3 separate regions of the Mus musculus genome follow, and all the other regions are linked to region 2. Evidence: chromatin contacts called from ENCODE Hi-C or POLR2A ChIA-PET data. All regions are on one chromosome and are shown on one strand. Each heading gives the region's core, a stretch centred on a gene start or an enhancer-like site at or near the end of the contact. The rest is flanking DNA. Distances are from core to core; before and after follow the strand shown.

Region 1 (3,177 bases), core at 258-2,757, 110 kb after region 2:
TATAATATTGTGTTGTACACGTCACTAATTTTTTTTTTTTTTTTTTTTAAATAAGGTTTCACTATATCTCTCTGTGGTCTGGAACTCACCTTTTAGACCAGACTGGTTTCCAGCTTACAGCATTGCTTGTCTCCTTCTCTGGAGCACTAGGACTAAGGGTGTGCAGCACCGTACTTAGAGGGAGTTGTTTTAAGACAGTGCGTTGTTCCTTTTTTCCCTGTTACATGGTGAGACTTGGAAACATTATTACATAAAGGATCGTATTCTTCTAATAGCTAGCAAGTAGATCTTGAAGGTTTTTTCCTCTTGGTTTTTGGAGACACTTTCTCACTGTGTAGCTAGACTGGTCTTGAATGTAAAGCTAGCTTCCTGCCTTCACCTCAATTCTCAGATTACTACCCAGTTTATCTCGAAGGGTTTTAAAAAATGCCTGTTATTAGAGAAGAGCGAGGCATAAGGTTACAGATCTAATTCTTTTACCTGATTAAACGTTTACTATTTCATAGGAATGGTTTCTGAAAGGTGTGTTTCATGGTTATTTTCATTTTACAGTATTGGAACAGATTCATTTCCACCAGCCTGCCTAGTGTGCGTTACTCATTTCAGCATTACCTCAGAATTCAATCTTGCTGTTGGAATAGCTTTAGCTTTACAGTCTAGCCCCACGCCCTTTTTTCTCTGCATCTGTTCCCTTCCAGGTGCATTTTAAATAGTTTCCCCCATCTATGTTCAATAATTTCTGGTTCTTAAGAGAGTGGGCCCTGAACTATAGGACTCACGCTTCATATTTTGTGAGGTTTATTTTTCTGTTTACTATCTTCCATTTTCCACATACATGTATTGGTTCTCTTACAGACTTGGAAAACAGTTGTTAGTTTCAGTTCATATGAGTGCACACTTCTGTGGTCTGTTTCCCAGTAGTCGAGGAGCATACGTGTTTTCCTGTTTTTGAAGTGTATGTAGTAAAAGTCAAGCACTCAAGCTCAGTTAGCATTTGAGTTTTAATTTTGTTTTTCATAATTGGTTGCAAAATATATGATGACCTGTGATACTTTATTGATTTTCTTGTTGTCTGATCTAAAGTCTGATTTCTTTGGCAGATATGTAGACTTACATCGGCATTTGACATTTTATGTTTTGGGCAGTGGAACTTTAAATATACATAAACTCTGCTGTTTGCCTCTGTTGTGTTTGGAGGTCCCAGGATGGCTTTGTGTGTGGTCCTCACGTGATGGAGGTTGCAGACTTCTCAGCTGAGAGTGAAGAGGGTGTTGCCTTCTGGTGTCATTGTGTGTGCTGGGGTGGGATGTATCAAGAGACAGCTTTCTGTGTTACCACGCAGCAGTTAAAACGATATCACAGATGCATCACTTTGATCACATTTATGATGCATTTTTATTCGTTATTACTAAAACCTGTAAAAGAAAAAAAAAAGAAAGAAAGACGTTGGAGCTGCTGAGCTAGCTGCTCAGTGGATGCGACATTTGGTGCCAGTAAGCCTGTTGCGTTCTAATCCCTGGGACCCGTGCAGTGGCAGGAGAGAAACGGCTTCTGCAGTGGGCCTTTGTGTGCTTGCTTGTGTGCACACCCACAGACCAGTGTAACAGAAATCAGAAAGCCATAGAGAGCTAGAGAGTGACTTTCACTTGCTCTGACATTAAGATTGGGAGTAACTCATAAAAGAGAACACTGGTATATTGTATAGTATGACTGTGCCATTTCTCAGACTTAGCTGCACTGTGGTTTCTTCTGGGAACTTGTCCAAGTCATTATTCATGTTGTATTCTTCCCTACTGCTCCTTTTACTGAAAGATTGCTTCACAATAAATAGAGAGGCAGCCTAATCCATGACTCATGACTGGAGGATAGACATTCTTGTGTTAGGTTCCGTGTGCCAGAAACGTTAGTCTCCAATATGCTAATTACCGCTCTTCCCAACTTGTTAATATGCTCTTCTCAAGTTTGTGCTTGTTTTAGTAGAGAAACAAACACATCCCACATACTTGTAAAATACATTTTTATAGAGGTTTTTTTAATGAGTTGCTTTTAAAGAAAATAATGAGATTAGGATCAGAAAATCTGATATACCTTTCTTGGGCAATGTTTCTTTGACCAAAAAAAGGGGATCATTTTGCCATTTATGTGCCAGATCTTATAAATATTACTTTTATGAGTTTATGCAAGTTTTTATGAATTTTCTTCATATTACTGGAACAATTCTTTTAACAATTGTGCATAGGCACATGCATGTAGCACATCCCTATGTGTGAATGTGGGTCAGCATGTACCTTGAGTGTTGGTCCTCACCTTGCACCCCGTTTGAGAGTCTCTTTTCCAGTGCATCAGCAGTGTAGTGGCCTGTGAGCTTCTGCAGATCCTCTGCCTTTGTCTCCTAGCTGGCTGTGGGTGAACAGGGATTACAGACAATCACATAATACGTCAGGCTTTTATGAGACTTACGGGCATTTGAACTCAGGTCTTCATTTTTGCATATTTGTGTGACAGCACTTTTACCTAGTGAGACAACTTTCTCAGCTCTAGTAACTTTGTATTTTTGTTTGGAGGCAGGGTACCAAGGTCTCACTGTGTAAACCTGGCTGGTCCAGAACTTTCTGTTGTGGACTGTGTTGAACTCGAATTCTCACAGATGCTTGTACCTCGGTCCCTTCAGTGCTGAGATTAAAGTTGTGCGTCAGCACATTTGGTTTACAGTTTTTTCTTTAATTAAAAAAAGATCTGTAGCAGCTAACAATTTTTTTAAAAAGATTTTTATTTAATGTCTATGAGTATACACTGTAGCTGTCTTCAGACAACCAGAAGAGGGCATCGGATCCCATTACAGATGGTTGTGAGCCACCATGTGGGAATTGAACTCAGGACCTCTGGAAGAACAGTCAGTGCTCTTAACCACTGAGCCATCTCCCTAGCCCCAGCTGACATATTTAGCAATATAGGTTATACTGCAAAGCATAAAGTTAATAACAATGTCAGTTTGTAGGTAGATTCTGAATGAGAATTGGGGTATCTGTTTTCTTGTTTAATTTTATTAAATTTTTAGAGTAATTGTTTTCTGTCCTTTGGAAATTGTGTTCTACTAGGTATCAAGTAAGTGTCTGTGCATTGTGCCTGACATGGAGGATGTGCGGTTCATGCGAGGTTGAGTAACGTTCATTTGCT
Region 2 (3,506 bases), core at 729-3,228:
AGTGGTTAGGAGCACTGACTGCTCTTCCAAAGGTCCTGAGTTCAAATCCCAGAAACCACAAGGTGGCTCACAACCACCCATAATGAAATCTGACACCCTCTTCTGGTGTGTTTGAAGACAGCTACGGTGTACTTATTTATAATAATAAATCTTTAGGCCAGAGCAAGCAGGGTTGACCAGAGTGAGCAGAGGTCCTAAATTCAATTCCCAACAACCACATGAAGGCTCACAACCATCTGTACAACTACAGTATACTCATATACATAAAATAAATAAATAAATCTTTAAAAAAAATGTCCACCATGCCTGAGTGGACTTTCTGTTGTCGTTTTGAGACGGGGTCTCTCTGTGGGTCTGTCTGTCTGTCTTAGAACTTGCTATGTACACCACACTACTCATCTCTGATTGGCATGTTGGGGTAAGTGGCAGAAATTAACCTGTTTAAATATTTGAAGCCAAGGATTTTGCCCAAAAATTTTGATAACAGCTTTATCCCCCATCCCTACCCCCATCCCCCAAAGACAGGGTTTCTCTGTGTAACAGCCCTGACTGTCCTGGGACTCACTCTGCAGACCAAGCAGGCCTCAAACTTAAGAGATCCGTTTGCCTCTGCCTCATGAGTGCTGGGATTAAAGGTATGTATCATCATCAGGCAATAACGTAATATTTTAAACTGTGTCTTCTCCAGGCATTTTGAAGACAGGGCTTTCTGTAGATCAAGGTGGCCTAGAACTTACTATATCATTAAGGATGACAATGAGCCAGGCGGTGGTGGCGCACGCCTTTAATCCCAGCACTTGGGAGGCAGAGGTAGGCAGATTTCTGAGTTCGAGGCCAGCCTGGTCTACAAAGTGAGTTCCAGGGCATTCCGGGGAGTTGGGGGGTAGGATGACAATGAACTTCGGATCCGCCTGCCTTGGGCTCTCCAGTGCCGGCATTACAGGTGTGCACCAGGACAGCCTGCTCTCATGCTATTTTTTCCTAATTGGCTTGTGAGGAGTGAGCCAAAGACACACCAAAGGCATGGTGAAGCAGGTGACATGGGTACTTGGTGACCGGCCGGGCAACACTGCATACATATCCACACTTAGACCAGAGTCTGCGTCCAGACTAGTACACTCAACTGTGGTACTATTGGAGGATAGAACTGAGGCCACGCCCACTACAAGGAAGGCAGGCACTGCTTAACAGCATGGATTAGGCTTTGTCCTGAAAGTCCCCCAGAAGTTTCATACAAGGTGTTTTGCTCTTTCTCTCCAGCCACACATTCAGACAGTGAAGAAGAAGCAGTCAGGCATTTTCTCTGCTCCCATAGAATCCCTCCCTTGTAACCTACTCTTCTGGTATGAGCCTGGAGCGTTTGATCACTGCTTTGTAAGGTGGGATGAACGTCTCTCTCTTTGTGGACAAGCATATCACCTTTTAGTCTTGTTTTAACTTTAAGAAAATCTACAACATTCCCCGAATTCTAAGACTCACCAAAATCTTGCATTTATTTTCACATTTGGAGAGAAAGTCTGAATCAATGATTCCTGACAATTCTACCAGAACAAACTGCTCCTGGTGGAAGAAAGCAAAGTTAATAAGGTAGACAAGGGGCAGTAAATAAGAAATGCCCCAAATTTCTCTGTGAAAACTCGATCCAGTTTCTGGTGGAAACCGATTCTTTCTAGAATGGGTAAACCAGAACTGAAGCTAGCCCTCCACGGCTTCTCGGGCTTCGGAAAGCCAGCGAGCTGTCTACCGGCCTCCCTCCCTCCGTCCGCATCCCAGACTCCCTTCCCCACCCAGGGGTGGCTCAACCAAGACCGCCCGCGCCGCAGGCCTCTGACCCTCGCTTACAACCTCCTCTAGCTCCTCTTCCTCCTCCTCCAAGTCCTCCCAAATGGGATCCACTGCCGCCGCCATAGCGTTCGGAGACGCCATCACTGGCCACGCCCCCTGTGGATGCCATTTTGGATACGGGCAGCGGCGTCCGGCTTCCGGCCAGAAAGCAAGATGGCGACGCCAGGCTTCCGTAAGTGGGTCCCACGTGGAGACTCGACACGCTCCGAGCTTCGGGAATTTAGGGTATTTAGCCCCACTTTGAAGAACGTGGCTCATAGAGCTCAGGCTACACTGAACTCAGTAAGTAGCTGAGGATGAGCGTAATCAACTGCCTCCACTATAAAACAAAACCTCACGTTTATTGTCTGCCGAAGGAGACTAGAGGATCAATGGTGGCCTCCACTTTTCATCCCAACATCTAAGGACGCGGGAGGGAGAGGATTAATGCAAATTCTAGGCCAGAGTGGCTACTTAGTTAACACAAACCCAGCAGTGACGCTACTGGGACAGGGTGGAATTCAGACCGCAGAGGACACAAATCAACACCCATCTTAAGTAAAACGCAGCCTGAGGAGCCGCACCCACCCTTTAAAACTGGTCCGGAAGTGATTTTCTTAGGATGACTGAAGACACTGGCGTGTGATTGGCTATTATCCTCAATATGTTAATTATGAACTTGATTCTGAGTTAGTTTACAAGTCATAAGTATTCAGAATGAGTTTTTGTTTTTGTTTTTTTTTTTTGCAAAATAATATACGAACACAGCTTCGAAAGTGCATGTGTATGGTATTCCTTAGGAGAATATTACGGGGTTTTCGCGGGGGGGGGGGGGCGGGTGGGGAATGTCACCATTAGTTAAAAATGTGCTGTCAGAGGTGGCCTCGCGGCGGCTGGCAACGCTAAACTAAGACTATACTTTCAGGGATCATTTCTATAGTTTGTTACTAGAGAAGTTTCTCTGACTGTGTAGAGCACCCGAAACCACGAGGAGGAGACAGAGTGTCCTTTCCTGAGCGTGAAGCCGGCTTTTAGTGCTGCATTTTGCAACTGCTATCTGCCATTGATGATCGTTCTCAACTCTCTTGAGGGTTGAGAGGGAGAGGACACAGTCTGAGTGGTTTCTTTTATATTTAGTTGAAAGTTAGAGTAGATGCTTTGGTCCTGAGCTACTAAATGGATATCTTTCCTCTTGTATTTTACATGGCTTATACTGTGTAGCCCGGTCATTCCTCTCTGTATGGTCCCAGACGACCTCCAACTCAAGTTCTGCTTTCTGCCTGCCTCAGCCTCCTAAGTGCTGGGGTTTAGGGTGTTCACTACAGCCTGGCTGACCTGCCTTTCTTGTTCTTAGTATGAATGTAGTTATAATGTTCACGAGACCATTAACTGCAAGAAAAATTTTAAGTGCTTATGAACAACAAAACAGGAAAGAATTTTGTCCTATTAGTAGTTGTGTGTGAAGTAAACTTAGGTCTTCTGCAAGCATGACTGAAGCTCCTTGCAGAGGAAAAAAAAATCTATGAGGAAGGCTATTAACCTGAACTAGTAAATAAAGAATATTAAATGTGATAGTGGTCGCAATATTAAGACACTGCCACTAGGAGGCGACAAGTGATTTAACAATCTGCTCCTTCTTGCTCTTTTACTTGGAAAACTTATATGAGAATTTTTATTTTCTC
Region 3 (3,409 bases), core at 577-3,076, 120 kb before region 2:
CACTGAAGGAAGAAATGAATGAAAGAGAAAGGGATTTTTCTCCTCCACCCCATCTTAACCTTCCAATTTATAATTACAATCCTGTTTATTTTATGTGTACACCAAAAATCTAAGCAATACACACTGTAAAAACAGAAACTAAAGGGGTTTTTACATGACTGTAATCCCATCACTTGAGAAGCAGAAGCAAGTCTCTGTGAATCTGAGGACAGCCTGTCCTACATAGTGAGTTCTAGGCCAGCCAGAATTAAATAGTGAGACCCTGCTGTAGTTTTTAAAAGACTATTATTGCCCAGTATGGTGCAGAATGTTCTTATAATCCCAACTGAGCCAAGAGGATCTTGAGTTCAAGGCCAGGCTGAGCAGAGTGAAACACAGAAATTATTGATCTTATTAAGTTTCCCAAAAGGCAGCAGTGGCCCGATTTAGCAAAGAGACTCTCAGTCTCCAAGTCAGGCGATGAGGTCTATCTTTATTCTGGTCCTCACTAAAACACTTCATTTCCCTGACTTTCCATTTTCTCACCCAAGCAGAGCTGACAACACCTGCCCGGCAGCATGAGATGAAATAATGGGGGAAATGTTATGCAGACGGTCCTAGACTTGACTTTTGCATAATCAGTCAGAAAGCATTTGACAAAAATGCGGAGTCTGCACCTTTTGCATTTTATTTCCACAAGGCAAAAAAAACGTCAACATAACAGAAGGTCCAACCCCTTATCTTCCTCTTACCATCCCACGTGGCTGCCTCCTATGCTGTCTAAATATAGTAGAGCGTGCAGAGAGACAACCGACTACCACTTTTAATGGGCTGCCTTTGGGACTCCCTGTGACCTTGGGATCCACTTTTCCATTTTGCCAATCTCCCGTCCTGGCCTGCGCTGCATCTACCCAAACACACCTTTCCTTCTGCAGCATGGCAGGCAGATAACCACACCACCGTGGCGGTCACAAAGCAGACTGTAAAAGTGATAATGCAGTGTTGTTGGTGCTGGAACGTTCAGTTTATTTCCCACCACTAAGAGGAAAGTACTGTGGATTCTTGGCGCCCACTGTGCAGAAAGGAGGAGTCCAAAGCCTCAGGCAGGTACAACTCTGCAACTTGCTTGCCTTTGGGTTCCATACAAAACTGGCAGAGGGAAGCCCCAAGCTGCAGGTTGCAAGTGAGACGGGTCAGGCTCAAAGCTCACACCCTCCCAACACAAGAGGACGCACCAAAAGCTCCCATTTCCCACCCCGCATGCCCTCCTCCCCTCGGCCCGCAGCAACGTCCCACCTGTCTTGAAGGCCATGTTGTCATCGTCCTTGGCCTTGAAGGTGTCCAGCATGGACACGAAGAGCACCCCGTAGGCGTTCTGGATGCCAAACACCGACCCGTTGCACCACATGGCCGCCAGCATCACCAACCAGCCCCAGCCGCCCTCGGGGGGAACGGGGGGCTCACTGCCCGCTGACCTCGTCAGCTCCACCTCCACTTTCTCTGCGGCCACGTCGGAGACATCCGAGGGTCCCGGGCCGGGCAGCGGAGCGTCATCCGAGGGCGCGGGCCCGGGCGGCTGCGCCTCGTTCGTCTCCCGCTCGGCGGCGGGCTCCTCCTGGGACGGCACCATGTCCCGAGGCGGCCCCGTCGGGCACCGAGAAAGCTTGCGGGCGCAAGGTCCCGGGGTGGCTCGCGGAGCCTGGGACAGCCGCGCGGACGGAGGAGGGAGGCCGAGGCGAGGACACTGGAGCCGCGGGCAGGCGGGCGGGCGGGCGGGCGAGAGGCGCACACCGCAGACACCGCCTAAGGCGGCCAGAGGACTTGACACACCGGCTGCCCCTCGCGCCTGATTACGCCGGCCTCCAGCCGCCTCTTAAAAGCGCCCCTCCGCCCTCCCGCACCGCCTAGGGGCGTGGCCACCAGAGGGCCTTACACCCTGAGCCCACAGGTGATTGGGCATCCGCAAGCGGAGGCTCCGCCCCGTGAGGGGTGTCCAATGACCGCCCGCGCGCGCGCGCTTGAAGGCGTGCCGCCAAATTAGCTACCTCCAGGAGTAATGTCACCTCCTCTCAGCATTAACCTTAGAAGTTCTTGGGGAGCGTCTCCTACGTGTGGCCTGCGAAGGTGATCAATCGATCAGGTAATGCTTACCCTCACTGGAATAGAGAGTCACAAATGACAGTTTAAATTTCATATTTGTTGTCCCTTTTGTGCTAGTTATAATATAAAAGATTCCTTATGCCACGTACCTACTTAAAAGGCAATTCAGGAATCAGAGACCTTGTTTAATTACTCCAATTCCGCGAACATACAGTTTGTTTTGAATACTTGGCACAATGAAGATGCTCATTTTGGAAGACAGACTGTGATTCTAAATTTTTCAACTAACAAACATTTTTGACGGGCAGCTAGAAAGCAATACTTTTAAACTTCACAAGTTGTCCTCACACTAAATAAAGAACCAACACTTATATTCAATTCCTCTGCCCCCTGAAGCATCTTATTCTGATGTATCTTCTTAATTTCTCAGATATTTAGATTACTCACTCCAAACAAAATCAAAATATGCTAGTTACTTAAGCACCAGTGTGGTGGGTTATACAATAACTGTGATTATCACATTCTTGCTTCTCTCTGTCCTAAACTAGTAAGTAAAAACAGTCCAGAAATAGAAAGTGGGGTGCAATAGGGTTAAACACTGGGACATCAGCTAGGAGGTAGGAGCACAAGCCTTGTATCCCAGTACTCCGGAAGCAGAGGCAGGCAGATCTCTGAGTTCTGGGCCAGTCTGGTCTACAGAGTGAGTTCCTGGACAGTCAAAGCTACACAGAGAAACCCTGTCTTGAAACCAACTACCCCCATACCCCCACCCCACCCCCCAAAAAAGGATAGTATGTAAGAAAGTAAGTTTGAGCTGAGCTATGATTAGCCACATGGTTCTGTGGACAAGGACAAGCAAAGAGCCTTCCAGCCAAAGAAACAGAGAAGAAACCAAAGACAGGGGAGGGTCCAGAGGAGTGTTCTGGGAATACAGGGCAATGTGGGTGCTTTAGAGATTAAGTTAAAATAGCACAATAGCTTGGATATATATTACCCCTCAAATTCTTTTGGTGTCTTAGTCACTGTCTATTGCTGTGAAGAGACACTGTGACCAAGGTAACTCTTTTTTTACAAAAAGCATTTAATTGGGGGCTTTCTTACAGTTTCAGAGATTTAGTCCATTATCATCAAGGTAGGGAGCTGTAATGGTTTGTATATGCTCAACCTAGGGAATGGCACTATTAGAAGATGTGGCCCTGTTGGAGTAAGTGTGCCACTGTGAGTATGGGCATTAAAACCCCTCATCCTAGCTGCCTAGAAGTCAGTATTCTACTGGCAGCCTTCAGATGAAGATGTAGAACTCTCAGCTCCTCCTGTGCCATGCCTACCT

What was found. Hi-C counts contacts between places; a loop is a spot of excess contacts on that map. ChIA-PET counts read pairs that join two places held with the same protein, here RNA polymerase II (POLR2A).
Region 1: a loop to region 2 is called in a map of v-Abl transformed pro-B cells, with 3 times the contacts of the local background. The contact joins the enhancer-like site here to the promoter of Gtf3c6 in region 2. A Hi-C loop is called at or near these places in 1 of 37 maps with a recorded cell type or tissue (v-Abl transformed pro-B cells). POLR2A ChIA-PET finds 5 or more read pairs at or near these places in 4 of 5 experiments (Patski and embryonic stem cell).
Region 3: POLR2A ChIA-PET joins it to region 2 with 13 read pairs in embryonic stem cell. The contact joins the promoter of Slc16a10 here to the promoter of Gtf3c6 in region 2. POLR2A ChIA-PET finds 5 or more read pairs at or near these places in 3 of 5 experiments (Patski and embryonic stem cell).

What each region holds. Positions count from the first base shown.
Region 1 is chr10:40,370,765-40,373,941 of GRCm38, forward strand. The region is part of intron 1 of Cdk19 (cyclin-dependent kinase 19); the gene reads left to right. Among named protein-coding and RNA genes, the nearest start is that of Cdk19, 23 kb to the left of the region's middle. Within about 2 kb of position 1,508, at least 2 of the 3 ENCODE cell types and tissues checked have a DNase peak (open chromatin) inside an H3K27ac peak, as active enhancers do.
Region 2 is chr10:40,255,734-40,259,239 of GRCm38, forward strand. It overlaps Gtf3c6 (general transcription factor IIIC, polypeptide 6, alpha), which reads right to left and starts at 1,979. Exons shown (of 6, transcript NM_026113.5): 1 at 1,846-1,979; 2 at 1,480-1,560. The coding sequence starts at 1,926. It overlaps Rnu3a (U3A small nuclear RNA), which reads left to right and starts at 2,735; the gene lies at 2,735-2,946.
Region 3 is chr10:40,140,428-40,143,836 of GRCm38, forward strand. It overlaps Slc16a10 (solute carrier family 16 (monocarboxylic acid transporters), member 10), which reads right to left and starts at 1,827. Exons shown (of 6, transcript NM_001114332.1): 1 at 1,276-1,827. The coding sequence starts at 1,609.